Linked DNA regions of Homo sapiens: region 2 is linked to region 1. Evidence: read pairs that join two places in POLR2A ChIA-PET (ENCODE). Cell type or tissue: PC-3. All regions are shown on one strand. Each heading gives the region's core, and the rest is flanking DNA. Links, peaks and the distances in the headings are about the cores only. Region 1 holds the start of MIR4513 (microRNA 4513). Region 2 overlaps EDC3 (enhancer of mRNA decapping 3).

Region 1 (15,458 bases), core at 4,510-7,009:
GGAAGAGGATCCGTATGGGCCAGGTCCCTAGAGAGAGTGCTGGACTCCCCTGCCCTTCCCTGTACAGGGCCTCCCCGCAGGTGCCCTGGCTTGCTTGGTTCTGACCCCTCCCTCATTACCCCACCATGACCCTGCGGGCTGCAAGCAAGCCCAGGGCCCAGCCACCTCGGGTGAGCAGTTAGAAGCCCAGGTCCTAGGACTGAGCCTGTCACCCTTGGCCTCTCAGAAGACCAGGCCTAAGCCAAGGGATCTTTGGGTGGGAAACTGGGCAGGCCTTCTGCCCGGGGGGAGGTAACGGAGCATTAGCACCATGCCCCCACCTTCTGGCACCCTGGGCAGCCCATTCTCCTAGGCTCTTTGTGGCCCAGACCAGGTGTCAGGAAGGGGTGTGTCCAGCCAGCAGATTTTTTGGAGCTTAACTACCAGTTCACTTCCCCGCCCATTTTGTACACCCGGGAACCGAGGCTCAAAGGGAGAAGTTGCTACCCCAGGCCTCTAGTGGAGTTAGGCTGGCTGTCCTTTCATCCCCAGCTATACAGGGCTGGATGGCTGTGGGTGGAAGGAAACCAGGCAGGCACCTTCACCCACTGGGGACACAGGCCCCCAGCCCGGCCCCAGAGGGACCTTGTTGGTTGAGCACGTGCTTCCCTGCAGAGGGCTGGAGGGAGTGAAAGGGCTTCCGGCTCCAGCTGTGGCTGGGTCAGCTAGCAGGAGATGTGGGGAATGTGTGGTGTATGGCCATCTGTGTGGTGTGGCAGGAAGGTCCGGTCCTGGCCCCGGCTCTGAGTTGAAACAACCTGGTGGTCAGTCCTGACCCAGCACTCGCCACACCTATGGCCCAGCTGGCACAGGAGCAGCCAAGTTCAGGATATAAATGGGGTCACATGGGAACCGTGGAAGCTCTGTCTCCACTGGCAGCAGGCTACAGACTGGGGACATGGGAGCATTGTGAGAGTGGGGACACCCAGGGGGCCTGTTTCAAGCTCCTAGTACCCTGGCGGTTCCAGTGTCTTTCTTGGTTGTGGCCACAGCAGGAACAGGGCAAGGACAGCAGGGGTGAGGTTGAGGCCTGGCAGGATCCTCTGGCCCAGGAGAGCAGGCATTGCCCTGGTGGGTGCTGAGCAGTGTCTGGGCTCCCTTGGAGCTGCTGGCAGTTTTGTCCTGCTGGGTCCCTGCTCACGATTTAGGGTTTTTTTGTTTTTTCACTTTTTTTTCTGGCTGTCCTGACATGCACAGTGGAGGGGACCCAGATGTCCTGGGCCTGTGAGACTCCCCTCACATGGCCCCACACCCAGCCCTAACTTCCTTTCCAGCCTGAGGGACTGGGGCTGGAGCCTGACATGGTTAGCTCCCTCCCACCCCAGTCAGCCTTTTTAATTTTTATTTTATTTTATTTTATTTTTTTACCAACTGTGAGCTGTGAAGGTGTGATCCAGGGTCCCAGGGCCTTTGAAGAAAGGAGTCTGGCTTCTGGCTGGCACGTGTGCAGGGATGTGCTTTTCATTGGTGAGCTTGGTGCCCTCCACCCTCTCAGAAGCAGCTGCTCTTCTCTCTGCATTGGGTCAGGGGCAAGGAAAAAGCAGAAAATGTTCCCATTCACCACCGCAGGGGGGCCAGACCCCAAAAGGCTGAGCCACACAGAGTGGCCCTCGGCAAGGGTTGGAAATTTCGGGGACAGAATGCAGCTTCCTCCAAACAAGTATAGGTAGGGGTTGAGACCCAGGATCCACAGTGTGACATGGCTGCCCCCCAAAGGGGGCAGACCCACCTGGGTGCGGTTCTGGGCTCCATCTTTTGAAGGATTTTAAAACCTTGACAGGTCATCTTCAAAGAGCCAGGGATGTTGACTGAGTCTGGGAAAGAGAAAGTAGGGACAGATTCTCATATGTCTGAGGGACTGTCCCAAATGAGAAAGGCATCCCATGGCAGAAATTGTCCCAGACACGTGGGCCAGAGCTAGGGAGCAGGTGGGTCCCAGGGAAGTGAATCTGAGCTCATTATAGGGAAACCATGAATGTACTCATTTTCTTGATTTAGAAAATAACAAAACAGCGCTACAGGAAATTTAGAAAATGAAACAAAAATCACCCACTATTTCTTCAGCAGGCAGTGACTGTGTTAGCATTTTGGAGTTCACTGCCAGTCTTTTCCCCATCCTTTTCCTTCATTGTCGTTGTCACTGGAGTGTGTGTGCCGTGACACCTTTTTTCATTTAATACTGCGTCTGTGGGCATTTTCTCATGGTGCTACGCGGTCTAAGTAACGTTGCTTCTAAAAAGCTACAGAACATTCTAGGCTGGCCTGCTGCAGCGCCATCACCCATACACTGGAGCGTGTGCATTTTTCCCCTCTGTTGCTGTTGTGGTTGTCGTTACTATGAGTCCCAAAAGCAGCCAGGGTGTTGGAGGGCACAAGCAACTTGGCACCCAACTGAATGTGGGTTCCAGGCCCAGACATGCCACTTAGGCCCAGGGTAGAGGGACCTTAGACAGGTCACTGACCTGCTGAGCCTCGTTGATATAAATAACAGGATGGTAACACCTACTTCAGAGGAAGGTGTAAGGACAGTGTCAACTAACTAACCAAGGGACTCTAAAGTGCCTGGCACAGCCCTTTCTTCACTCCCTCTGTGAGTAGGATTGGCATTGTTGAAGGAGTGCCCACTGCTGGCTGCCTCAACCTGTGGGGAAGGTGCCTGAGCCACGGGCCAATGTTGACTGACCACTCACCTGGCAAAGAGGTGGTCTCCGCCTGAGGAGCCCCTGTGAAACCCCCTGGCCCTGAGGTTCTAGAATACTATGGCCAGTGCCCTTGCCTGCCTTCCCTTCTCCCCATTACCATATGATTGGCTGGCCTAGGACATGGGGCTGGCCCTGGGAAGATGGGCTGCTGGTTAGGGTCCGGGACCTGACTCCACCCATTCCCCTTCCGGTCTCCCAGCATCAGAGCTAAATAGACAAGGCCTCTTCTCTCTCTCTCTCTCTCTTTTTTTTTTTTGTGTGTGTGTGTGTGTGTGTGTGTGTGTGAGATGGAGTTTTGCTCTTGTTGCCCAGTCTGGAGTGCAATGGCGCGATCTTGGCTCACCACAACCTCCGGCTCCCGGTTTAAGCGATTCTCCTGCCTCAGCCTTCCAAGTTGGGATTAGAGGCATGTGCCATCACGCCTGGCTAATTTTGTATTTTTAGTAGCGATGGGGTTTCTCCGTGTTGGTCAGGCTGGTCTCAAACTCCTGACCTCAGGTGATCCACCCACCTCGGCCTCCTGAAGTGCTGGGATTATAGGCGTGAGCCACTGCGCCTCTTCTGTAAGAGCCTGGCTGCCTCCTGCCTCCCAGCTCTGGCTAGGTCAGCCCAGCTTGGCATTTTCCCAGAGGAAATAGAGGCCTGCTTAGCCTGAGACTTAGACAAGGAACCCAGGCATCCTGAGCCCCAGCCCAAGAACAGCCATGCCAGCCTCATCTTCGCACCCTGTTCCAGTAGCCAAGGAAGGGAAAGAAGCTGGGAGATTAAGGGTAGGGGGATTCTGGAGCCTCCCAGAGCTTCCCAGGAGGGAGTTGGACACATCGGGAAACTCATGTTAGCCTCCCCCTCCTCAGCAGGTGTTCCCCAGGTCTAACCTGAGTGTGTATCACTGTGACACACCTGCTTCCTCTTGTTCTACTTTTGTGGAGACCAGGGTAACTGGGAGTGCCCTCCTACAGCCACCCCGTGGGCAGTAGCAGGACACCAGTCTCCTCCTGGCAACCCTGGGCCTAAGAGACTGTAGCCCCAGATGACCCTAGGGTGGCCCAGGACTAACCTAAGGAAGGGGTCCTCCCCCAGGTGGCCCATTCAGTGCAGAGGTCCCTTGGGCACACGACTTCAGACTCCAGCTGCCAAACTTTGGCCTGTGGAGTATCTCCTCCTCCCTGGTCTTAGTGTAAGGGAAGTGGGCATGACAACTGCCCTCCTGTCCCACAGCTTGGGATGGGATGAGGTCACAGGGTGGGGTCCGCCCCAAGATGCTGGCCTGGCCTGGCTCAGATGAGAGCCCTTTGGGTGTTTCTCAGTTTCCCCCGCCCTTGGTTGGGGACAGGATGGGTGGAGGAGCAGGCCACCCCCAACGCCCGGCAGGGAGCACTGCCTCCCTTCCCCCTCTCCTCTGGGTCCCTTCATCCAAGGGCTGGAAATAGAATCCGCTAAGTAATGATTAAAGTCAAATTCAGACCTAAAAATAAAGAGCTGGTGAAGGAAGAGCTGGTGCTCCCTGCATGGCTGAGGGGAGAAGTGAGCAGGGAGAGGCTGGCTTTGGGTGGCTGAGCCCCTGCTCCTCGGGATCAGAAGTACTCCACCAGTTGGGGGGGTGCTCTTTTATCTGCCATGATGTGGCCCATTAAGTGTAGACGGCACCACTCAGGGCAGACTGGCAGGACCCATTAGAAAAAAAATCCCATTTTTCCCATGGGGAAACTGAGGCCCAGAAAGGAGAAGTGGTTTGTCAAGCGACTATTTGAGAGCTCCCCTCAGCAGGCCCCCAGGGACTGGAGGGCCCTGTGCAGCCCAGCCTGCCCTTTCTGCCTGCTCAGTTTCTCTTCCTGGTTTTGAGGTGCTAAGATGAAGTCAGCTTCTCATCACACACTAGCTGTGCACACACCCTCCAACCGCAGCTTCCCTCCACCCCTCCTTCTGTGGTCTGGGCCCAGAGTCGAAGGAACAAGTAGAAGAGAGGCTGCTTGGTGCCCCCCTGGCTGTCCTGATCATGGCATGGTTGTAAGCCTCGTGGGCAGGCGAAAACCTGGGCATCATCTGCCCCCCTTGGACCCTGGCTGCTGCTTCTCAGCCCAGCCTGACACCTGGTCCTCATGCAGACTCGCGCATCTATCTATCTGCAGCTTGTGCTGTCCGTGCTGCAGGGAGACAGGAGGGAAGGATGAAGAGCAAACCCTGAGAGCGCCTCTGCTGGCGGGTAGAGGAGACGAGGAGTCAGTGAGGGGAGGCCTGTGGTTCTCACTTCCTGGCAGAGCTGGTAGGAGCTCTGAAGCTGGGGCTCTGCGTGGGCTGGGGCAGCCTGGAGGGCCTCCTGGAGGGGAAGGTCCTGTGAAAGTTGAGAAGTGTTTGAAGAAGAAGCGTGGTAGGAGGAGAGGTCCTTGTTTGAAGCTTCTGCCCTCTCTAGGGCTGCTGGCTCTTTTCTGTGTGTCCCTCGACAGGCTCTTGGCCTCTCTGAGAGGCTGGGGTATGCAGACAAGCAAGAAGTGGGCACAGAAGTACCTCTGCTTCCCAGAGCAGAACAGCCAAGCTCTGGGCAGACCTCCCCTCGGTGCCCCCCACCTGTCCATTTTCAGGGTGTCGTCTGTCCTGCACAAGGAAAGGTGGGAAGAAAGGTCCCCTAACCAAGGTTCAGACAACTCTGAGCTCAAGTACCCACACAGCTAGTTCCTCCTCTGTCAGAGATCACCAGTCCTTGCCCTATGGGGTGTTTGAAGGATTAAGTAACTAATGCAGTGCCCCAAACCCGGTTGGGTCAGTCAGCTGTAATTCCCGTGTTCTCATTCTGCAGCCCATCCTGCTGGAGGAGTGTACTGGTAACACCCCCATCTCCCTTAAGTAGTAGCAAGTCTGTCCTTTGTGTTGATCCCCACAGCTTTACCTTCTGAGCTGTGTGTTCTGCAGATCCTGGTTCTGAAGTGGGGAGACCAGAAATCTGGGGGCCGAAGTTTTAGACAGCTTATGGGCCTCCAGCCGTCAGTCTCCCCACCTAGAATGTGGCCAGGAGACTTCCGGGTGAGGGACAAGAACATGACTTTGAAGGGTCCATTGAAGGCTAGTGCTGAGAGGCTATATGCAAATGCAGGCAAATGAAGATGCAAAGACCACATCCTGTGCTAAGGGGGTGGGGGAGCAGAGGCCTGGGTTAGGGCCCTGGGGAGGCCCAGAGTCCCCATTGCCCAGCGCACATAGGTAATTAGGCTCCTGAGCGGTAATTAGAAACCTTTCTGGGCCAGGAATGGCAGCCTCAAGCCGCAGCGGTGCCTGGGGAGTAGGCTCCCCATTAGCCTGCTCTAACCCCAGCCCCCACCTCTCCCAAACCACTAGACGGGATTTCCGGTCCCACTGAACCATTGGGGGCAGGGGAAAAAAAGCCAGTGTGTTGCTATAATTTGGTATTTATCCATTAAATCCGCCCTTCTCCTTAGGTCAGGGTGCTGACGGGAGCCCCGGGATGGGGGTAGGGCAGCGTGCCCTGGAGCCAGAGCAGGCATTCTTCTGTTCCTTCGTAACCGCCCCGGGAGGTGTAGGCATCTCCAAGACCCTGGCGCCCAATTCTGCTGCTGCTCACCCTGAGACACCTGTGCAGTGGGGGTGCTGAGGGACCACCAGCGCAGGCTGCGGGGGTCAGTGGAAGCCCTCGGGCACCCTTCCTTGCCTGATGTGTGGTGGGGAATGTCACAGTGCCTCAGCCTGGTGTCCTCTGCAGAACCAGAGGTGGAGCTGATTTTATTGCTGCCAAACTTGCCCAACTGCTGGTGGGTGCCCCGCCCTCCTCAGGTGCACTGCCCTTTGGAGGGGCGGGCCCAAATCTGAAACTTAATTCTGCCTGTATCTGTACTATGACCTGTAGGCCCTGCTCGGAGGTTCCCTGGGCCCCCATCCTGAACCTTCTTCAGTCTTCATTAACTCGCTCTGTACCACAGTTTGCAGTCTTAATCCTGGTTTACTTCAAGGCGCCCCTCTCTCAGTCACTTTCCCCTAAAATCCTTCTAGCTCCTGCTCCCCTCACCCATCTTCCTGGAAGCCTTCCCGGGTGGCCCCTGTCTCACAATCTATTGAGGCACTGAACATACCAGGCCATGGCTGACCATCCAGTAACCAGGAGGACAGGAGCCGGGTCTGCATTTTGTGGTGGTTCCCAGCATCCAGCCCTGGCTTGTGCACAGAGGAGAGGTGTGTGAGTGGTGACCTTGGGTCCCCAAAGGCAGGACCTCTTGAGTCCTTTCCTTCTCCACCCGGATATCCTGGCCTACCAAGCATGGCTCTGGGCACACAGGAAGGCTTCTAAAACACTGGCTCAAAGAATGAGAAGGCAAGGTGGACCTTGCTGTTGCCTGTTTTGCCTCCAGTGGCTGTCCCCATCCCCCAGAGCATCCAGCTAGGTCCTGTGGCAGCACCAGAATCTCCGGGGGCCAGGGCCCTGAGTTCCCCCAGGTCTTTTGTGCACTTCCCTTTTCAGTGGGTATTTTTAGCTGGGCGTAAACAGTTACTGAAGGCTCCCACGCCCCATTAGGCAGCAGAGTTTTGGCAAGGGGGAAGGGCAAGGGAGCCCCTTGACCTCCCCTGGCCCTCAGCACGTGCCTGGCCTTGGGGGTCTACAGCTGCTTCCAGGGTAGGAAAAGGGCAGCCTGGGAGTTTCTGGGCTCCCAGTTCTTTCTCCCCACTCCTTGTCAGCCTGGGCTCACAAGAAAGGCTGCCTGAGGCTGCAGCCACTGACCTCAGCGCTTGGGCACAATGCCAGCCTGTTCCCGGGACCCCAGCACAAGGGCTGCTGGGAGCCGGGTTTAGGGCAGGAAGTCAGAGTGAAGCACTGGTCCTGCCACATCCCAAGCCCCTTGTCCCCTAGCCCTGCGGGAATGGGGTGACAGCTGCTGTCCCTTTGGGGTTAACTATAGTCCTATTGGTTATGAGACCTCGGTGTGGTACAGCCAGCCTGGCGTCCCCTTTTTTTCATTCGTTCATTCATTCATTCATTCAGCACTCATTTACTGAGCAGCCGCTTTGGGCCCAGCCCATGCAGACGTGAGTCAGACCCTCACTTTCCCCCTGCAGAGCTCCCAGTCCACCCTAAACCACAGGCCACAACCAGTGAGGTTCTCACTGGAGCACGGGGATGTGTGAGAGGCCTTGGAGGCCTCGGCAGCCAACACAGCTGGGGACCCAAGGAATTCTCCAGAGAGAGGTGATTTACAAAAAGTTTCTTATTTCCAGTTTTAAGGGGGAAGGTAATAGATGCATGTGGCTTTAAAAAAATAATAATAATTTTTTTAAAAGCCCAAAAGGACAAAATAGCAAATGAACAGTAAAAAGTAAGTTTCTCTTGAACTTGATCTCACTTTCCCTTCTCATCCTAGAGGCAACCTCTGTTACCAGTTTCCTCTGTCTTTCCAAAGATAATCGAGGCATATTTGAGTTTAGGGAGGTGTTGCATTAATACCTCTTTAAAAACACAACTTGTAGTATTCCATAGAGAACCTGCACCTGGCTTTTTTTTTCACAGCCTTTTATTTTGAGTATTTGAAACCTACCAAAAAGTTGAAGTAATAGTATAATGAATATTCATATATCCTTCATGCAGATTTGCCAGTTCTTAACATTTTGCCACATTTACTCTATCTCTTCTTTTATCTACATAGACATATGTGTGTATGTATTTTTTGCTGATTTGAGTGTTAGTTGTAGGCATTGCATCTTTCACCCTAAGAACTTTAGCGTGTATCTCTTATATAATCACAATGTCATGATCACACTTAAGAAAATTGACATTAATTCCATATTATCTACTATGTCCATTTCCCCTCTCCCCAAGTGATTTTTATAGCTGTCCCCCCGACCACCCCTTGATATAGAATTCAATTCAAGATCATTTATTGAATCTTGTCATGTTTCTCTAGTGTCCTGTTCAATCTAGAACATTCTCCAGCCCTTTTTTTGTTTTGCTCTTTTATGACATTGACATGAAGAGTCCGGGCCAGTTGTTCTGGATTTGTCTGATTGCTTCTCCCTGGTTGGAGTCAGGTGGAACAGCTCTGGCAGGAACGCCCCCCCGGGCAATGCAGAGTCCTCCTCCAGGAGGCACTTAGTGTCCATGCGTCACCTTGCTGGTGATGCTTCACTGGATCACTTGGTTCCGGGGTTGTCCGCACGTCTCCCTGTAGTGCAGGTGCTCCTTCCTGTTTCCAATTAGCCTGTGGGATGGGACTTGGAAGCTGTGTCTGTTCTGCTCCCCTGGCAACTTTTTCTTCAATGACTTGAGCTGGTGTTTTGCCATTTTCCATACTCTATCATGGGGAGTGTTCAGTATCGGCATCTAGAGATCTCCCCTGGCCCCATCACAGCTAGAGCTATGCTGTCCCCTTTCAGGGACATCTTGTAATTTATCCACCCAGCCCCCAACTGATGGACATAAAGGCTGTCTCCCCATCATCTCCTGCTACTACAGACAGCACTGCAGGGACTGTCCTGCTGTGTTTTTTTAAGGCATGGGTACTCCAGAAGCAGTTGCTCAGCTGCACCCCCAAGGTTGAGTGGAAGTCCCTCGGTAAAGGAGGAGGAGAGAGTGTGAAGGGAATGGCAAGGCGGGGAGGGAGACAGGGCACAGGTGTCCTGGCAACAGCAGATGGGAAACAGGTCTGGCTAAGGTACCAGAAGCCAACAAGTCCCAGAAAGGTCAAGTGACTTTCCCAAGGTCACACAGCAAGTTGATGGCAGAGCTGGGTACAGGACTCAGAGCATCTGACACCCAGGACGATGTTCCTGCACTGTTCCATAGAGTAGCCCGACTCTTAAGTTTAAATAACCCCAGGAAGGACCCCCTCTCTGTGCCTGACCCCCGCTGGGTTGTAGAGGCCTAAGTTTGCAGTAGCTCCTCCCAGCCACTCTGGCTGTCAGCCTCTGACCTGCAGTGGGAGGGTCTCACCTTCTGGAGATGTTTTAAGGAGGGGACCCCGGCCTAGGCACTAGCTGGGAAGCCACTGAGCCATCTTGTCTGCGGCCACTGACGTCAGTGCTTGGGCACAATGCCAGCCTGTTCCCGGGACCCCAGCACAAGGGCTACTGGGAGCCGGGTTTGGGGCAGGAAGTCAGCGTGAAGCACTGGTCCTGCCACATCCCAAGCCCCTTGTCCCCTAGCTCTGTGGGGGTGGGGTGACAGCTGCTATCGCTTTGGGGTTAACTATAGTCCCTTTGGGGTTAACTATAGTCCCATTGGTTATGGGACCTCAGTGTGATGTAGCCAGGCTGGATTCCCCCTTTTGTTTGTTCATTTATTCATTCATTCAGGGGTCTCATGACCCCACCAGGGAGGAGCCGTCCAAGAGAGTTAGCAGCTCCCACTTGCAAGATGTCTGTGGCAAGGCAGGCACTGTTCTGGTGCTGAGAGCTCAACTCCAGTCCTCACAGCAGCCCCCAGAGCCAAGGAGTATCACCAGTCCATTGCACAGATGGGGAAGCTGGGTTCTAGAGTCACAGCCAGCAGAGTAAAGGTGATGAGTTTAGCCCTCTTCCCTGTTTCCAGACCCTCTGAGGCCTTCAGAGCCCAGCTCCTTGAGGCAGCCCACCCCGACCGCTCCTAGGCTTACCCTTCCCTGAGCACCGCCCCTGTGCCCCTCATAGCTGCTTCTGCCTCCTCCCTCCTCCCTCCTCTCCCTTGCCCCTAGGCTAGTGTGGTCCCCATGGCAACTCCTGGGGCCTGTCCGGCAGGGAGGCACGGGGCTATGGGGAGGGCTGGCTCAGCAGCTCAGGAGTTTGACACCTGAGGGGGACAGAATGCTCACTCAAGGTGTGGCCCTAGGGACCCCCGCCTTGCCCCTGTGGGCCTCACTTGGGGTTCTCATCTGCAAAATGGGGATAATAATAGCTTCTCTGTCTCAGAGTTGTTAGAGGATGTGATGAGCCATAACGTGCCAAGGACAGGGCCTGGCACAGAATAAGTGCTCAGAAAACAGGGCCTGTTATTATTTTTATTATTATAATCAAGGCAGTGGGGAGGCGGCGGTGGCAGTAGCTGTAGGCCAGGAAGGGAGTGTTTGCAAACTGACAGCTGGAAGGGTGACTAACAGCGCAGCAGCCTCCGCGCCCCCCTGTGGTGGCAGGGAGTTTGGGGAGGAAGGGGGAGGCATGGGGATGTGGAATGCTAGCAGGGCCCCTATTCAGAAGGACCTAAAGGTTGGGGGCCCAGCCAGCCCTAGTGGGACCCTAATTCAAGCTCTGTCACCCCTAACTAGCTATGTGACTTCAGGCAAATTGTTCAACCAGTTGAGCCTCAGTTTCCGCTTCTGTGAAATGGGGGTAAGAGGGTTAGAAGAGCTCACAATCCTCCTTCCCTCCCCGCCACCCCCACCCCCACAGCTTACAGTCCACAGGAGGCAGGGGCAAGGGGTCCTCACCACCCCCACCCTCACAGCTTACAGTCCACAGGAGGCAGGGGCAAGGGGTCCCCGCCACCCCCACCCTCACAGCTTACAGTCCACAGGAGGCAGGGGCAAGGGGTCCCCGCCACCCCCACCCCCACAGCTTACAGTCCACAGGAGGCAGGGGTAAGGGGTCCCCGCCACCCCCACCCCCACAGCTTACAGTCCACAGGAGGCAGGGGCAAGGGGTCCCCGCCACCCCCACCCTCACAGCTTACAGTCCACAGGAGGCAGGGGCAAGGGATGGTTCCTGTACTTAGTGGTGACTGAGTCATGTGGATGGAGGCAGGTTTCAGGCTCATCCTCCTTGGGCCTCAGTGTCCCTGCCTAAACAGCAGGATTGATGGCCTGGCCTCTGGGGATAGAAAGGGCCCTGTATTCTGGGAGGAACGGAAGCTCTTTCATCCAGGGGATGGGGCAGGGGCGCACCAGACATTTCCAAGTTCAGGGTTTCATTCCAGCCCCTCCTCAGCCAGCTTGCAGGAGATACCTGTCCTCCCCTTCAGGGTAAGCAAGACTTAGAAGGGTTGAGTCACTCACCCCAAGTCGCACAGTCAACAGAGCCAGGTATTAAGCCCAGGCCTGACTATAGAGCCAGGTGTGCGGCCTGGAAGTGTTGGTTCTCCCTGGCCGTCTCCTCCCCAGCTCCTTCTGCTCTCCATGATCACATGCCCCCCTGCTGAGGCCCCATCGCCCTTGGAGTCAAACCCTGGTTCCTCACATTGGCAGTGGAAGTCCCCCTGCTGCCTGGCAGAGTTTATGCCAGGCCCACTTGAAACCATCCCCTACAGTGTCCCCTGAGCAGCGGTGCTCAAGGTGGACTCTGGAAGTGTGTGGGGTCCTAGAGCCCCAGATGGGCAGGGTCTGCCTTCCCGCTTCCCTCACCATCGGCTTCCACCTGGGCCAGTTTCTCATACTATGCCAGTCCCCTGCCTGACACCTTTGCTCAGACTGCTGCATCAACCTGGGGTGCCTTCCCTGGCCCGCCCTCTGCCTGTGTAAGCCCTGCAATCTTCAGGGCTCAGCCCCAGAGCTCCCTCCTCCAGGGAGCCTGTCTGAGCTCTGCAGTCCGTGCCTACTTCACACCCCCAGCACTTTGCACTAAAATGTCTTCTCCCGCGCCACTGCACTCCAGCCTGGGCAACAGAGCAAGACTCCGTCGCAATAATAACAATAATAATAAAATAAAATGTCTCCTTCCACTGGGGTAGGTAGCAATATTTGTGACTGTCAGCCTAGCCCCCAGACCTCATCCACTGTATCAAAGAGCCCAGCAAAGAGGCTCATGGAGGAGTTTCTCTTCTAACACACTGTGACCACGAAGATGCCACTGGCCCTTTCTCACCCTCAGTTTCCTCACCCGTAGAAAGGAAACAGTAGTTCCAGCCCCTCTGCTTCCTGAGACAGGTCCAAGGGGGCTCTGGGCTGGGATTACAAAGTATGTGTGTGCAGACGGGTGGGTTGCTGCTCTCAGGGAATGGGGTTGGCTAGGGTAGCTTTTTTGGGGAGTCAACTTTATTGAAGTAAATATACGGTTGACCCTTGAACAACACAGGGGTTGAGGGCATCAACCTCCTCCCTGCAGTCAAAAAATCATATATTAACTTTTGACTCCTCAAAAACTTAACTACTAATAGCCTATTGTTGTCAGAAAGCCTTGTAGATAAAGTTGATTGACACTCATTTTGTTTGTTATATATATTATATACTGTATTCTTACAATAAAGTAAGCTAGTGAAAATAAAATAAGAAAATCATATGGCCGGGTGCAGTGGCTCACACCTGTAATCTCAGCACATTGGGAGGCTGGGGCAGGCGGATCACTTGAGGCCAGGAGTTCAAGACCAGCATGGCCAATATGGTGAAACCCTGTATCTACTAAAAATACAAAAATTGGTCTGCTGTGTTGGCGCACGCCTATGATCCCAGCTACTCAGGTGGTCAAGGCATGAGAATCACTTGAACCTGGGAGGCGGAGGTAGTTGCAGTAAGCCGTGAGTCACCCCACCACTGCGTTCCAGCCTGGGCGACAGAGTCTTGCTGTCTCAAAAAAAAAAAGAAAGAAAATCATAAGGAAGAGGAAATATATCTACTATTCTTTAAGTCGAAGGGGATCATTATGAAGGTCTTCATCCTTCACATTGAGTAGGCTGAGGAGGAAGAGGAAGAGTTGGTCTTGCCGTCACAGAGGTGGCAGAGGTGGAGGCGGAGGAGGTGGAAAGGAAGGCAGAAAAGGCAGGCACACTCAGTGTAACTTACTGAAAAACATCCAGCCACGTGTGGTGGCGCATGCCTGTGGTAATCGCTACTTAGGAGGCTGAGGCAGGAGGATTGGCTGAACCCAGGGGTTTGAGGCTGCTGTGAGCTATGATCACGTCACTGCACTCCTGCCTGGGCAACAGAGTGAGACCCTTTCTCAAAAAAAAAAAAAAAAGAAAAGAAAAAGAAAAAATCCATGTGTAACTGGACCTGCGCAGTTCAGACCCGAGTTGTTCAAGTGTGCACTATACACCAAAAAGTGTGCCGATCGCAATGGTACAGCTCAGTGAATTGTCACAGAGTGGACCCACTTCATGATTGGGCTCAGACAGTCTGAAAACCAACCCCAGAGGTCCCCTTGCATTCCTTCCAGTCTCCCTGTCCCAAGAGCAGCTATCCTGACAGCATGGATTAGTTTGGCCAGATTTTGAACTTTATTCAAATGGAATTACATAATATGTACTTTCCTGTGTCTGGCTTCTTGGTTAACATTTTATTTATTTATTTATTTATTCATTCATTTAGAGGCAGGGTCTCACTCTGTCGCCCAGGCTGGAGTGCAGTGGTGTGACCTTGGCTCACTGTAGCCTTGACCTCCCCAGGCTCAAGCGATCCTCCCACCTCAGCCTCCTGAGTAGCTGGGAGTACAAGCACGCAGTACCACCCCCGGCTAATTTTTGTATCTTTAGTAGAGACCGGGTTTCGCCATGTTGCCGAGACTGGTCTTGAACTCCTCCTGGGTTTAAGCCATCTGTCTGCCTCAGCTTCCCAAAGTGCTGAGATTACAGGTGTGAGCCACTGTGCCTAGCCATCATTATGTTTTGAAATTTATCGGGATTGGCCAGGCACGGTGACTGGCACCTGTAATCCCAGCATTTTGGGAGGCCGAGGTGGGTGGATCACCTGAGGTCAGGAGTTCGAGACCAGCCTGGCCAACATGGTGAAACCCCATCTCTACTGAAAATACAAAAATTAGCTGGTTGTGGTGGTGCATGCCTGTAATCCCAGCTACTCAGGAGGTGGAGGTTGCAATGAGCCGAGATTGTGCTACTGCACTCCAGCCTGGGTGACAGAGCCAGACTCCATCTCAAAAAAAGAAAAGAAAAGAAATTCATCAGTGTTATTTAATGGTTGGAGTTTGTGTTGGAGTTTATTTAATGGTTGGTGTTTACTGCTGTACGTAGTCCCTTTTGTGAATATGCCACTGTTTATCCATTTTCCTCTGGATCGGCATCTGGGCAGCTCCCAGTTTGAGGTTTATTACAAAGCATGCCACTTGTAGCCCTCCTGTGCCTGTCTAGGCAGACACATGTCCTGTGTCCTCTCGGTGTGTACCTAGAAGTGGGGTTGGTATATGTTTAGAGATGCTACCTGGGCGGGATTTTGCAGGTGAAGGACCCAAGGACCCACAGAGCATAAGGGACTTTCTCAGATCACATAGCCCCTTCTCAGAGCTGCTCCGGGGCCCCTTTCCCCACAGAACAGTAGCTGGAACCAGGCCTGGGGCTGACGGTCAGGTGTCCATTGTCCCACTAGCCCCCTTTGCTCCTTTCTATCAGTCCTGGAAGGCCCCCTGTGGCCTTAGGGTTGGTGGCTCCCTCTGCCCCTGGGGGTCCTCAGCCCTCATGCTCCTCTACCCAGTACCGTCAGCCTGCCAGGACTGGAGAGAATGGCCCATGTGTCAAATCCCAGCGCAGGACACTCTTGGCACCTGTTCATGCCCAGTGAGGAGCCAGATCTCAGCAGTTGGGGGGCATTTCTTCACACCCCTCCTCAGTCTTCATGCTCTTCCCCACAGCTCTAATGGTACCAAGTGACAGGTTGGCTTTACTGTGACTCGGGGACGCCAGAGCTCCTGAGAAGATGTCAGCAATACAGGTACCACAGGGGTGAGGGTCTGGGACATGCAAGCATTCCCACCAGCCCCAGCGGGGTGCTTAGCAGAGGAGAGAGGATGCAGCTTAGATCAACCCACTCCCCTTTTTCCCAGCACTCAGTCAGGTACAGGCCTGGGGAAGTGGGGGAGTCTCAACAGGAAGGG
Region 2 (15,458 bases), core at 4,342-6,841, 140 kb before region 1:
AGGGGGTTATGGGGAGACAAGGCAGGACCCTGCATGGGTTGGGTCTATGGGTGAGAAGGCAATGAGATGCTGACCAGCTCCATGGTGGTAGACACTTGATTCTCTCAATGGGAAGAATTATCTGCAAGAGTACAACAGCTGCCAAAGGAGACCTCACTACCTCCAGGTAAAATTCTTCAGTGGCACTTCTAAACTCCAAGATTTATTTCTTCCTGAATTCCTTTTGAACACACATGCAAAAAAATCAAAACAGATTTCTTGACTACCTATTTTTGAGGAGATAAAAACACTGCTGGTCTTGAAAGCCTTAGATTACTTCTAGAGGGACTCTTGGTGACAAGAAGCAGAGGAAGGCAGCTACGGCTCAGAGGCAGGAATGGAATGCCAGCTGTGAAAGAGACAACTGCTAGCCTGGAATTTTCTGAAAGCCAAACTTGTCCTAAGAGCTAGATACATCCCCACCAAGGCTCAAAGACTTAGCCGGCCAGCGTGAGAAGAGTAGAGTCACAAAGCCACAGGAACAAATCATTTGTGGCTTCACCAGCTGCCTCCCTTCCTAGCAGAAACCAGAACTGCCTTTTCCAAAAGAAATGAGTATTGGTAAAAGGTGCTGGAGCTCAGACCAGAGCACCTCACTCAAGCTTAACTGGATCCTTTTTAAGGAAATAAATAGGAACTCTAGTTCGGGTCATCCTCACACACTTCCTGTTCCCTAAATCTCAGCGCACAGTGTGGAAGTGGATCATCCTTCAGGCAAAGCTGCAGAGATGCCTGCACCAAGAGCACCCTACTGCCTCCCATCTGGGCTTTTACATACTTGAGGACAGAAGAGGGCTGCACAGTAGAAAACAAATGGTGGAGGTTAAAGAAGTCTACCCAGAAGGAAAGGCTCATGAATAGAGAATTTATTACAACAGAGGGAAGGAAGAATTCTAGTCATTTTTTTTAAACGTTGAGATAGGATCTTGCTATGTTGCCCAGGCTGGTCTTGAATTCCTGGCCTCAAGCAATCCCCCAACCTGTGCCTCCCGAGTAGCTGGGACCACAGGCACATACCATCACACCCTGGCTAATTTTTTTTTTTTTTTTTTTTTTGAGACAGAGTCTCACTCTGTCGCCCAGGCTGGAGTGCAGTGGCACAATCTCAGCTCACTGCAAGCTCCGCCTCCCAGGTTCACGCCATTCTCCTGCCTCAGCCTCCCAAGTAGCTGGGACTACAGGCACCTGCCACCACGCCCGGCTAATTTTTTTTTTGTTATTTTTAGTAGAGACGGGGTTTCACCGTGTTAGCACCCTGGCTAATTTTTTATTTTTATTTTTTTGTAGAGATGGGGTCTCATTATGTTGCTTAGGCCAGGCTCAAGCGAGCCAGCCTCCTGCCTCAGCCTCCCAAAGTGGTGGGATTACAGGTGTGAGCCACTGCAGCCAACTACACTTCTGTTATTAGTATATTTACATATTTGGTTCAGTTATACTCAGAGGCCCCTAAGGTGATGAACTATGACTTACCCAGAGTATTTAAAACAGTGTCTGGCACATAGTAGGTATTCTATAAATGCTGATGCTTTGAAATAATCTTACTGAGGTGGCCTTTGCAAATTCACATTTGAAGTCAAATATTTACTGAATAATAATTACAGATTGGGTATTGTGCTAGCTACTTTTCCACATAATCTCATTTAATCCACAGTATTAGCCCACTTTATAGATAAGGAAACCAGCTTAGTAGCCTCTCTTTGGCTATATAACTTTTAACTCCTCATTAAAGCTCTTAATAACCAATAACTCCCACATCTCCCTATCCCTCATTGTAGCAACTCTTGCCTTTGCTTTCTCTGGGCTCAGGCACAAAGCATTGCAGGAGGGAAAAAAAGGGGGGGGGGGTCACAAAACCATGTAGGCTTGGCCCACTATAAATTCGTGCAATCTCATGATAACTTGACTTGCTGCCATTCTTCCTGCCTCACAGGTTCAATACCTCCAAATCCTCCTGTTCACTCAACCCTGTTTTCAATCATCATAGCCTATCAAATTGCCCTCTGTTGCTTCCCTCATATCTTTGTGTTCCTTTCCATTCAATGGTCTAAATCCCTAGTATGTAAACTACATCATGAGCATGACTGGTCCTGCTCTGGTCTCTTCTCTCCCCTCTCGTTCCACCTGGAATCCTACCACAAGACCAGTCTTCCTAAAAGAGATTTGGATCATGTCATTTTCCTATCCAAAAGCCTTCAGTTGTTCCCTATGACTACAGGACAAGGATAGCACTGGCACACAAGGCCCTCTATGCTCTGGTCCAAAGCTATATTTTAGTTCCTTCTACTCCCCAGCACAAACTCTCTGCCCTGGCCAAGCCAGCTAATGACCAGTCTCCCACACAGCCCTTTACTCATACTATTCACCTGCACCTGCCTAGCCTACCCATGAATATCTTCCTCTTTCTCTCTGCCTGGTGAAATCCTGCCCATGTTTCAAGGCTTCCATCATGAAGCCTTCCTTGATGCAGCCTACAGGACCTCTCCTGCCTCTCAACACCTAGTGCACTTAATGTCCACACTTTCACTGGACTCTGGGCATATATGGAATCTTTCCATCTCCTATTACATTTTCATAACTTAAAGGCAAGGACTATCTTAGAGTCAGTTACACATAATAAACATAATAAACACAGTGTTTTGACTGACCCAAACTGTCTTAAAGTATTTCCTTTAGAATACCATGAGTGTTAGGCCAGGCGCGGTGGCTCATGCCTGTAATCCCAGCACTTTGGAAGGACAAGGTGGGCAGATCACCTGAGATCAGGAATTCGAGACCAGCCTGGCCAATATGGTGAAACCCCATCTCTACTAAAAATACAAAAATTTGCCAGGTGTGGTGGTGTGTGCCTGTAATCCCAGCTACATGGGAGGCTAAGGCAGGAGAATCACTTGAACTCAGTAGGTGGAGGTTGCAGTGAGCTGATACTGCACTACTGCACTCCAGCCTGGGTGCCAGAGTAAGACTCTGTCTCAAAAAATAATAATAAAATTTAAAAAAAAATTAAAAAAAGAATCTTATGAGTGTTGAATAAAGATTCTTCTCTGAAGCCTTACCACTTTACTAAGCAGTATTCTTTGGGGAGTTCTCACCACTGAACACAGAGTGCTCACACACATCTAGTGTTTTATATTTAAACTTAACACATGCACGTAGAATCAGTCTTCAAAGAATTTCAAATTACAAGTCTGGATCCAGAAAGACCCTGGCCAATCCAGAGTGTGATCACTGGACACCATTATTTAGCAGGGCAGGCCCAAGCTAGAGAAATGTCTGATGATCCGTGACTGCGGGAGACAGAAGCCCTGCCAAAGAACCTGAAAGGAATTTCCAGAGAGAAAAAATTGGGGTTAAACAAAGAGCTAAATTTAGTTGCTTCCTGAATGTGTTTTCCCAATCAATAGACCTAAAACAACACTGTTCCCCATCACAACACACACAGCTGGCAAAGAGTACTGCCAAGAGGAGTATGAGCAATTAGTGAATAATAGCTTATGTACTGTTGGTTGACACCACTTAGCATGAAGTCAATATATAGGGCACCAGCAGCAAGCTGTCAGAATCCTAAATCCCAAGCCATCACCAAATGGGTAATAAATATGTTGTTCTTTTGCTACCATGGGGATTAGTACAAAAGTACTTGGTATTCTAGGACATGAATGCCACAAGGCCAGACTGCGGGAGCTCTCCAAGTTACTTCTGTAAACTGCTGGTCCATTCCTGAGAGACTGCAGTACTAAAGAAAAGACTACAGAGATGTCCCTCAACTTACAATGAGTGTTATCCCAATAAACCCATCATAAATTGAAAATATCTAAGTTGAAAATGCATTTAATACACCTAACCTACCAAACAAACATCATAGTTCAGCCTAGCCTACCTTAAACCTGCTCAGAACACTTACACTAGCCTACAGTTGGGCAAAATCATCTGGCAAAACAGTACACTGTAGAATACTGGTTGTTTACTCTCATGACTGCACGGCTGACTGCTTTGACTCCTGCTGCTGCCCAGCATTAGAGAATATCATACCTGCATATCGCTAGCTCAGGAAAAGATCTAAATTAATAATTTCAACTACAGTTTCTACTGACTATTGCTTTCACATCATCCTAGAATCAAAAAATGATAAGTCTAACCATTGTAAGTTGGAGGATCATCTGTAGTCTATTTGCCATTAAACTGCCCTTCTCTTCTTATATTTTTCCTTTTTTTTTTTTTTGAGACAGAGTCTCGCTCTGTCACCCAGGCTGGAGTGCAGTGCTGCGATCTCCGCTCACTGCAAGCTCCGCCTCCCAGGTTCACGCCATTCTCCCGCCTCAGCCTCCCAAGTAGCTGGGACTACAGGCGCCCACCACCATGCCCGGCTCATTTTTTTGTATTTTTAGTAGAGACGGGGTTTCACCGTGTTAGCCAGGATGGTCTCCATCTCCTGACCTCGTGATCCACACGCCTCAGCCCCCCAAAGTGCTGGGATTACAGGCATGAGCCACTGCGCCTGGCCTTTTCCTCATTTTTATTCACATTTAGAAGAGAAAAGGAGATGTGATGGGTAAGGTTTTTGTGTTTTTTTTTTGAGACAGGGTCTGACTCTGTCACCCAGGCTGGAGTACAGTGGCATGACTTTGGCTCATTGCAGCCGCAACCTCATGGGCTCAGACGCTCCTACTTCAGCCTCCTGAGTAGCTGGGACTACAGGCACATGCCACCGTGCCCAGCTAATGTTTTCTATTGTTTGTAGAGACAGGGTCTCACTTTGTTGCCCAGGCTGGTCTTGAACTCCTGAGTTCAAGCAATCCTCCCACCTTGGCCTCCCGAAGTGCTGGGATTACAGGCATGAGTCACTGCACCTGGCCAATGGAAAACCCTTTACCAGCTGGGCGTGGTGGCTGACGCCTGTAATCCCAGCACTTTGGGAGGCCAAGGCAGGCAGATCACTTGAGGCCAGGAGTTTGAGACCAGCCTGGCCAACACGGTGAAACCTCGTCTCTACTAAACATACAAAAATTAGCCAGGCATGGTGGCAGGTGCCTGTAATCCCAGCTACTCAGGAGGCTGAGGCAGGAGAATCGCTTGAACCTGGGAGGTAGAGGTTGCGGTGCGCTGAGAGCTGAGATCACGCCACTGCACTGCAGCCTGGATGACAAAACAAGACTCTGTCTCCAAAAAAAAAAAAAAAACCTTTACCTCTCTGGGCCTCATGTCCTCATCTGTAAAATGAAAAAATCATACTAGGTGATCAACTAACCTAACACTAACATTTTATGCTTTTAGACTGTTTCCCTATATATTCTAGTTTGCCTTTTTTGATCCAAACATTTGGATAGCAGATCCAATGGAGAAAGTGTCCCCAGCTCTGCACTGACTGCCCCTCAGTGAAAACCTGCTTGAGGATTGTGCCTTGGAACTCGAACACAGAGAAAACCCCCCTGTAGAAGAAGTTGCTCAGTAAGATAACTGCCTGCTTGCTCTATTTCCAGCACAGACGCTGCTTGGCAAAAGGGCTTCCTTTCCACTCCTTGTCACTGTTAAGAACAAAGAGAAAAACCAGATGGCATGAAGCTGCTGGGCTTCTTTCCCCCTCATTGTCATGAACCAGTGGAGTGCAACTGGTCACTACATACCACAAGACGCCACACCCAAGTTTCTGGCTAAGGACCAGCACATGTGGTTTGTGGTATGTTTATTGATAGGAAAATAATTTTATATGACAGAACTTTTCACTTCAGTCATTAAAAACAAAAGAAGTGTGAAGATCAAGTTGGGGAGCCAGAGTGTGTAGCAGAAAAAAATTTCTACCTCTGCTTTTGTCCATGTTAGTAAATATTTTCTCATGCTCTGTTAGTTCTGAGAATTCTCCCTGATTCTCACTGTTATTCTCACTCTTAGCCACTTGACTCCAGGGCAGATCATAATCTTCCCAAGTTAAAAAAATCCTGCAGTGTAGGGCTGGGCGCGGTGGCTCACACCTGTAATCCCAGCGCTTTGGGAGGCCAAAGCAGGTGGATCACGAGGTCAGGAGTTCAAGACCAGCCTGGCCAACATAGTGAAACCCCATCTCTACTAAAAATACAAAAAAATTAGCCAGGCATGGTGGTGTGTACCTGTAGTCCCAGCTACTCAGGAGGCTGAGGCAGGAGAATCGCTTGAACCCAGGAGGTGGAGGTTGGCAGTGAGCAGAGATTGCGCCATTGCACTCCAGCTTGGGCAACAGAGTGAGACTTCGTCTCAAAAAAAAAAAAAAAAAATCCTGCAGTGTAAATAGTTCCAGGGAAATCACACGCTGCATAAACCAACAGCCTCAGCAGCAGCACTTGGACTACAGATATAGAGAGCTAGCAGCAGGAGCAGCTTCTTTTACAAAGAGGGCAGTAAAAAAGGAAGCAGTCAGAGGTAGATAGTTGGCTGATCTGGAGGAGTACCAGACTTAACAGATGATAACTGCCTTTGAAAGGCTTAAAACCTAGCAATTTAAATTAAACCCGATTCTGAGCTAGGCTGTTTGCCTTTACACAGGTGTTAAAAATCGAAGGACTTCGGCAAGTTACAGTGTCACTGTCACTGCCACTTAAGGAAACCACCTTAATAAACAGGCATGCCTACCAGAATCTGCCAGCAAAAGACTGACACAGTTCAGCAGCTTGTTTTTTTTTTAGCAGTCTTTCTTAGCCTGACAGTTGGCCTATTTTTTTTTTTCACATGGAAAGCACATGCAAGCTACTATACTCAGCGAAACCAAATACAACAGAGTCCTACTATTATCTATAAAAAAAAAGCCATGTCTGGCTTTCCTCCAAATGCAATTAGCTGCGTCCACAGTTCTCCTTATAGCAGCTACCAGCATTCAAGATTTATATTCCTTATATTCCAAACTTCAAACCAAAATAAAAATATTATACTCAATTCCTTCTCTACTTACTAAAATGATTATGACTTCCCCTTTAGCTCTTAGGATCATTCAATAACAATGGTTTTCAAACCATATTCCAAGAGGCCCAGTTAGTAATGTGGTTTGAGGGGAAGGGATGGGACACGGATGTGATGAATTACCTCTCTCACACTGCTTTAATCTGTTTTATATGCCATAGGTTTGAAGAAAAGGTTCTAATGCTAAAAAAAGAAACAATAATCACTGAGGTAATAGAACTAGATTATCATCTACAATGACCTACATAAGGCACTACACTGTTACATGAAATTAGCCAACTTTCAATGTCCTGGGCTAACAGGAGATAAGAACAGCATAGTAAAGAAATGTAATTTATTAAAACTCTATTTTTAGCCAATGATTCCAATCATCCATCTTCAACTGTTTTTTTGCAACAACAAATAATTAGTAAAACAGAGTTGAAGTCTGGTGAAATGTATGGGCAGTAATAGAGAAGCCAAAGTGAAAATAGATCTGAATATTTGAATCTACATAGCAGGCCCTTTGCCTTTAGTTGTTACTCACAGCATACTAAATAAGTGGCAGGCCATATCCTACCAGATACAGGATATACACAGACATCTACAGAAATTACCCCTCCACCATGGCAGAATGCTGTTATTGGCTGCAATCCCCAAGAGACAATAATACCGGGCCAGCCACCAAGCCACTTAAATTAATTCCTAGTGTGAGATTCTGACTCAGAAGCCAGGTCTTTCTGTTTCAAGCATAATAGAAAGGCAACAGCAACCAGCAGGATGTGGGACCTGATGCAACTCACCCGTGCAGAACTCCTTGCTCACGTTGTGGGGCACTATGATCCGTCGATAGACAATGGGCTCGGACTCCAAGATGTTCTCATCATGGCGGTACCGAGTGGGCCTTTCATTTGGGATGCCCCGGGAACGGGTACCACTTCTCCTTTCATAGGTATCAATCTCCTCAAACACAGCTGCCTTGTCAAAAAGAGCCAGGTTCCCTTCAAAATCAAAATCTGTGTCTGGGATCTCCTCAATATCATCCCCGAAGCACTCGTCATCTTTATTCTTCATCTGGCCATTCTTTAAACCACTTTTCTTGGGAGTTGCCTGATTTGGGTGCCTGCTACTAGATGACCCTGGAGAAAAAATAGGGACTAAAGTCAGTGTATCCACAGAAAGCGCTCAGTGAACGTGGAAAATACATTAGTCTTTTGTGGAGAGTGTTACAGGAACCAATGTGAAAATGGTAAAGGTAACTATTGCAAACTCATATTAAGTAGCACAAACAACAAATCTCATGTGCAATAATAGGTTTCAAACATCACCCAATCTGGGCACAGTGGCTCACGCCTATAATCCCACATTGGGAGGCTGAGGCAGGAGGATCGCTTGTGCCTAGGAGTTCAAGGCTGCAGTGAGTGATGATCACGACACTGCACCCCAGCCTGGGCAAAGAGCAAGAATCTGTCTCAAAACACACACACACACACACACACACACACACACACAAACAACAACAAATATTACCCAAGTAACTTGTTAATGAATATGAAATAAGCAGTACTCCTGGAAATCTTAACCAGTTATCCCCTTCATAAGGAAACTGGTAATGACAAAAGTTTTTCTGACAACTTACTATTAGCAAACAAGAGGAAGAGTAAGAATATAGCATGGTGGTTTTGACATAATGACAGAGGCAGGAGGCAGAGAAATTCTAGAGGCGGGTCCCTGGCGAAGCCCCACCTTTGAAGCTGAAAAGGCTGAGACTGTGGCCCAAAGTGAGAACTTATATCCCTGTTTTCCCACTAGAATGTTGTCTTTTCTTAAACCACCCATGGCTCTGCCCCCACCCTATCCTGTGCCTATAAAGACCCCAGACTCAGTCAGCAGAGATGAGAAACAGCTGGATGTTGGAGACTATGGCTGGATGTCAGAGAGAAGTGGCTTGACTTCAGAGGGATAGCTTGACTGTGTAACTATGGAGAAGAATTTGGCTGGAGACAGCCAGACTTAAGGGGAAAATTACCTACCCACCACTGACTGTCCCCTTTTCAGCTCCCCTTCCCACATAAATAAAAATAAAATCACCCACATTTACCATCCTTTAATTCATTCATGTGACCTCATTTTTCCTGGACACTGGACAAAAGCTCAGAAGCCATGAGTGCAGATACAAAAGACTGTCACACTGATCCTTTGCCCTCACTGGCAGAGGGCAGCTGCAGGCCCACTGAGCTGTTAACACTTAAGCCATCTGTGGATGGCAGAGCTAAAAGAGCACCATAACACATCCTCTGGGGCTTCAGGAGTTGTAGACACCCCACCTAGATGCTGCCATATGGCCTGCACAGAGTTCGCTCCTGCTGGTGCCCAGAAGCGCTCATTCTGGCTCCTGCACCGGCTCACATGTGCACTCCCTCCCACAATGGGTAGAACACAGTGGGTCTGAGTGAGTGGAGTTTGATCCCACTGGCACTGAAACAGACAGCCAGGTTCCAGTGCTTGTGCACTCCAGTTCCTGCCTTGTTCTCTCGCACACTCCCTTCTGCAAGGAGTTGAGAGCAGTGCGTGGAGTAAACGGGGCACCCCTGTCATGAGTCCTGTGAATAGGTCAGGGAAGGGAAATATCCTGCTTCAGTTTGAGTCTGAGTGTCTGGCAGTTGTTTAAGAGAGAAATACCCCCAGAGTAAAAGAAGGCCTGGTCTTATAGCCTGAAGCTTGTAGGAAAATACTATTCAGCTAGTCCTTAAATCTATGCTTACCCAGCAAGCAATCTTCTGATTTTTAATTTGGTCTTAGGCTAGATCCCAGCAGCAGGGAATCCCTGGTTTGCTCAAAAAATTCTACATTCTGAGCCAGGTATACACCTACCACTACAAATTGCTATTCTGACTTACAAACCTTTCTTTAGACCTTTCGGTTAACGTGATCTCTTTTCTCAGAATTTTATCTCTTGTGGGTAAGCAGTTTCTGAAACACCAAATAATGACAGGGTCCATACTGAACTGATCCTGTAGAGGCCACACTAATGCACATCCACAACAGAGTAGCCAGCCACACCCTGTCTCTGACACCTTATTTGGCTACTACACATCAGTCAACAACTACTCTAGCAGCCAAGGCAGAAGGTCTCACAGAATTCTCCAAACCACCCACCCCCAGAGAATCAAGCTCTGGTCTCCATCTGACTACCCTGAAAACGTGAATCAGGTGACTGGTATGCCAGACTGAACCTCTATCACAGTCTAAATAAATGGAATGTACTTCCTTCTGAAAGACTGGGCTCTTCAATTACTGAAAACACTCAAGTCACGGTTAGAATGATCCCAAGCAAAGCCCCTCACATATACTAAACCAACTATGCTGCCCTAACTCTTCTCATTGCAACCTCCTTCAACCCAAAGGACCAAGAGTTTGGAGAGCTAGGATCTAGTTCTCTCACCAAAATATTATATAATCTTATACCATCATCTAACTTCTCAGGGTCTTAACTTCCTGTATATAGAATGCTCACTGTGGTTATCTCCAGTAGAGTTTCTAGCATTAACAAATTAATATCAGCAAGATCAATTACAATAATTATTCTGAAAGGTATACACTATGCAAATACAATTTATGCCCAAGTATTCCTAATGCCTTGTACTGGTGTGGAAAAAGTGGTGATGGCAGTGAAGATGCAATTTACGTCTCTGAAAAAAAAAAAAAAAAAAAAAAAAAAAAAACCAAGGCCAGGCGCGGGGGCTCATGCCTGTAATCCCAGCACTTTGGGAGGCCGAGGCAGGCAGATCATGAGGTCAGGAGATCGAGACCATCCTGGCTAACACGGTGAAACCTTGTCTCTACTAAAAATACAAAAAATTAGCCAGGCATGGTGGCATGCGCCTGTAGTCCCAGCTACTCAGGAGGCTGAGGCAGGAGAATTGCTTGAACCCAGGAGGCGGAGGTTGCAGTGAGCTGAGATGCACCACTGCACTCCAGCCTGGGTGACAGAGTGAGACTCTGTCCCTAAAAAACAAAACAAAAACAAAACACTAAGGCTGACCAAAATTATGAAGGTAAGGCAGAGTGGTTGAGACACCACAGCCAGCTAGATGATGAACCACTATGAAGCTAGCCACAGTTTGGGTTAAGTTCTAGTTCCAATAATTTGATGAAGCACTCTGTGAGAGCACACTTATGCCATAGCTAGGTGCTAGGATGATAAAATACAACCAAGACATGCTGCTCAACAAGGAGAGAGAAGAAATATGTTGGGCACAGTGGCTCAGGCCTGTAATCCCAGCACTTTGGGAGGCCGAGGTGGGTGTATCACCTGAGGTCAGGAGTTCAAGACCAGCCTGATCAACATGGTGAAATGCCATCTCTACTAAATACAAAAAATTAGCCAGGTGTGGTGGCGCATGCCTGTAATCCCAGCTACACGGGAGGCTGGGGAAAGAATTGCTTGAACCCAGGAAACGGAGGTTACAGTGAGCCAAGATTGTGCCATTCCACTCCAGCCTGGGCAACAAGAGCAAAACTTCGACTCAAAAAAATAAATAAATAAAAAATAGAAATATATATATATATATATATATATAGGCAAATAATGAAAATATGATGTGATTAGAGTTAGAAAGAAGTTTATATAAAGTGCCATAGAAATATGGATGAGATGGGCTGGGTACAGTGGCTCATGCCCAAATCTCAGCACTTTGGGAGGCCAAGGTGGGCAGATCACTTGAGCCCAGGAGTTTGAGACCAGCTTGGGCAACATAGTGGGACCCCTGTCTTTATAAAAAAATAAAAAACCACATGAGAACACATCCTGGCTAAAAAATAAAATAAAAGAGGGCTGGGAGCGGTGGCTCATGCCTGTAATCCCAGCACTTTGGGAGGCTGAGGTGGGCGGATCATGAGGTCAGGAGATCGAGACCATCCTGGCCAACATGGTGAAACCCCGTCTCTACTAAAAATACAAAAATTAGCTGGGCATGGTGGCGCGCACATGTAGTCCCAGCTACTTGGAAAGCTGAAGCAGGAGAATCGCTTGAACCCAGGAGGCAGAGATTGCAGTGAGCCGAGATCACGCCACTGCACTCCAGCCTGGTGACAGAGCGAGACTCTGTCTCAAAAGAAAAAAAAATAAAATAAAATAAAGAGAAAGAAATATGGATGAGACTACTCAGGAGGCTGAGATGGGAGGATCACTTGAGCCCAGGAGGTCATGGCTGCAGTGAGCCACAGTCCACACCACTTGCACTCCGGCCTGAGCAATATATATATGTATATGACCAGCCTGACCAACATGGCAAAACCCCGTCTCTACTAAAAATACAAAAACTAGCCAGGCATGGTGGTGTGCACCTGTAATCCCAGCTACTTGGGAGGCTGAGGTAGGAGAATCGCTGGAACCCAGGAGGTGGAGGTTGCAGTGAGCTGAGATCAAGATTGCGCCACTGCACTCCAGCCTTGGGGACAGAGTGAGACTCCGTCTCCAAAAATATATATATATATATATATGTGTGTGTGTGTGTGTGTATATGAAAATATATGCATATATAATGATATTTATATATATGAAAATATATACATATATTTTACATATGTGGGTGAAAAAGCAGAGCTGGATCAGGAAGACAGAATGGGTATGAAAATACAAGGTCAGGATAACACCATTAGCAATATACACAGACAAGGGAAGAACAAAAGAATAAGGATTATCAACGTACTGCCTCAATATTAAATCAAAACATCCTATTAGAAATAGGTCTCTTGCCCAGTGGTCACTCTTCAGTGGGTATGTGTTTCCCCAGGGGTGGACAGAACGATTCACCAGGATGTAGGAAGAAGATACGGAATATTCTATTTATTTTTATTTTAACTAAAAACAGTAGAAATTAAACTTTATGAATTTTAATGTATTGATGAAAACCAGGACCCTTATGAAGTTCCATGCCAGCCAATTGCTGCCCATATTTGAGATATCTGAGGAAAATGTGACATTCCATAACAAGAAGTCTATCCATGCAAGTGGTTATACATCAATTTTTTAAAATTGCAGTAAAATATACATTACATAAAATTTACCATTTTAACCATTTTTAAGTGTACAGTTCAGTGGCATTAAGTGCATTCACACTATACAACCATGCCAATTTTTAACTAAAGCATACGAAAATGAGTATGTGGCTTAAAAAGATACTTGTAAAGAAACTATATGTTAAATAACGATAATACTAATGTAATCATAAGTAAACAAGAAAATGGCAGAACACTTTCCCTATTCCTCTTACAGGCCTTCTTTAGCTAGAATGAGGTTGTCAAAAATTAATTAAATCTATGAAGATGGTCTCCCAAATTATAAAGTATCAAGAAGGTCATTCCAAACATGAATCCACATTAACTATTATGAATTAACTTCACCCTAAGTATATACTCTACATCAAAACTCTGCAAACTATAGCTCATGGGCCAAATCCAACCCACTGCCTGTTTCTGTAAATAAAGTTTTATTGGCGCACAGTCATGGTCTAGGCAAAGTGAAAAGAACACAGAGGATAATGTCTAGAAAATGTACACACGGCCAGGGGTGGTGACTCACACCTGTAATCCCAATACTTTGGGAGGCCGAGGTGGGCAGATTACCTGAGGTCAGAAGTTCGAGACCAGCACTGGGCGTGGTGGAATACACCTGTAATCCCAGCTACTCAGGAGGCTGAGGCACGAGAATCGCTTGAACCCGGGAGGTGGAGCTTGCAGTGAGCCAAGATCGCGCCACTGCACTCCAGCCTGGGCGACAGGGCGAGACTCTGTCTCAAAAAAAAAAAAAGAAAAAGAAAAAGAAAAAGAAAAAATGTACACACAATGCAAAAATGAAAAACAATTCAGTACAGCACAATGGTCAAATAAATAATTCAAAGGTAATAGGAAAGGAGTATTCCTTTTTAAAAATAATGTTTGTTAACAGATGTTCATACCAAATATGCAGAAAATTCTAAATATTCACATAATATTTTGATTTTCTTTTAGTAAAAAATTTGCATCCATCTTATAAAGTTTTGTATCCTGCTTTCTCGCTTAGGAGCATCCTCGAGTTTCATGAAAAAATTCTTCAAATACTGTATCTTACTTTTTATGGCCACATAAATCATAGATCATACCATATTGATATACAGCACATGGATCATACCTACTGATTAACTTTTAAGTTATTTCTCATTTTTGCTATTACAGACTCGGCCCAAACACACTATCTTTGACTACCCTTGCTAAAAAAATCACTCCCATCTGACCACTTACAACAGTGTGCGTTACCACTGACCTAGCACTTATGCTACATTACCTACTTTGTTCTGTAGTTAATCTGTGTTCTTGCTCTAACTTCCCAAGGAGTTTATAAGCCAACAGAGGGCAGGAATGATGTCATTCATACCTGTCACCCAACACTATGCCCAGTTCAGCGTAAGTACACAAAACTCTGCTGAATTAAGAAATAAAAACAGCAATATATATATATATATATTTTTTTTTTAAAAAGCAAACACTAGCCAATCAAAAGTTAGAAGTCTAAAAAGAGGTTATAAAAAAAGGGCAACTTGAGATTAACTACAAGAAAAAGCAATAAAAATCATGCCAACTTTGTTACATGACTGAAAAGGCCAGGAAGATAAAGTTGTTGACAATAATATAATATAAAAGAGTTACGAAGCAAGGGCTTCAGTGGAAAAACTTCAGTCATGTCCAATATGAACTGAAAATGAACTATCCTGGAACTATTACAATGACTGATGAAAATAAGCAGTTGATCAGTGAAGGAGAAGACAGGGTTAAGGAAGCAAAATGGGAAATCACTCCCATTCAGATAAAACCCAAAGCTCCTGAAACCAGGTGACCAAGAATAAAGCTCAGAGGAAACAGGATACAGACACTGCTAAAGAGGAACAGGTAGAGGCACAAAAACAGTTATAGGAGAAAACAGGAAAGAATCTAGAATCCAAAGACCCAAATACTCTGAAGGCAGGTCAGACTTGCCAAATGACACTGGTAGAAGGCCAGTTATCCTGGAACTAAAGTTTGAAAAGCATGAGCTGGCCTGGCGCAGTGGCTCAACACCTGTAATCCCAGCACTGTGGGAGGCCAAGGCGGGTGGATCACCTGAGCTCAGGAGTTCGAGACCAACCTGGCCAACATGGTGAAACCCTGTCTCTGCTAAAAATACAAAAATTAGCCAGGTGTGGTGGCAGGCACCTGTAATCCCAGCTACTCCAGAGGCTGAGGCAGGAGAATTCGCTTGAAGCCAGGAGGTGGAGGTTGCAGTGAGCCGAGATGGCGCCACTGCACTCCAGCCTGGGTGACAGAGCAAGACTCCGTCTCAAAAAATAAATAAATAAATAAAAAATAAAATGTAAAGAAAAAGAAAAAGAAAAGCATAAGTTGCTTCTCTAACCACTAGCCCAGTATTTGTTAGCCCTAAGCAGTGCGCTAACCACTGAACACCAATATGAATGTTCAAAAGCACAAGCTGAGCATCC

Evidence for each region. Peaks named below come from ENCODE experiments on the same cell type or tissue, not always from the same donor. Only the 100,000 strongest peaks of a DNase experiment are listed, where the experiment ranks them.
Region 2: POLR2A ChIA-PET joins it to region 1 with 11 read pairs; 8 of 35 experiments call an interaction of 5 or more read pairs at or near these places.

Annotation. Positions count from the first base shown.
Region 1 is chr15:74,783,018-74,798,475 of GRCh38, forward strand. It overlaps CSK (C-terminal Src kinase), which reads left to right. Exons shown (of 13, transcript NM_004383.3): 2 at 15,216-15,295. The coding sequence starts at 15,281. It overlaps MIR4513 (microRNA 4513), which reads right to left and starts at 5,740; the gene lies at 5,655-5,740. RefSeq lists enhancers at 4,451-4,670, 4,791-4,840, 4,851-4,960, 6,021-6,330, 6,361-6,440 and 14 more and a silencer at 4,783-4,960. In PC-3, for the core only: a CTCF peak has its summit at 4,926; no DNase peak of the experiment used is centred there.
Region 2 is chr15:74,647,988-74,663,445 of GRCh38, forward strand. It overlaps EDC3 (enhancer of mRNA decapping 3), which reads right to left. Exons shown (of 7, transcript NM_025083.5): 4 at 7,746-8,081. Among named protein-coding and RNA genes, the nearest start is that of CLK3, 40 kb to the left of the region's middle. In PC-3, for the core only: no CTCF peak of the experiment used is centred there; a DNase peak (open chromatin) is centred at 5,634; H3K27ac peaks cover 1,541 bases.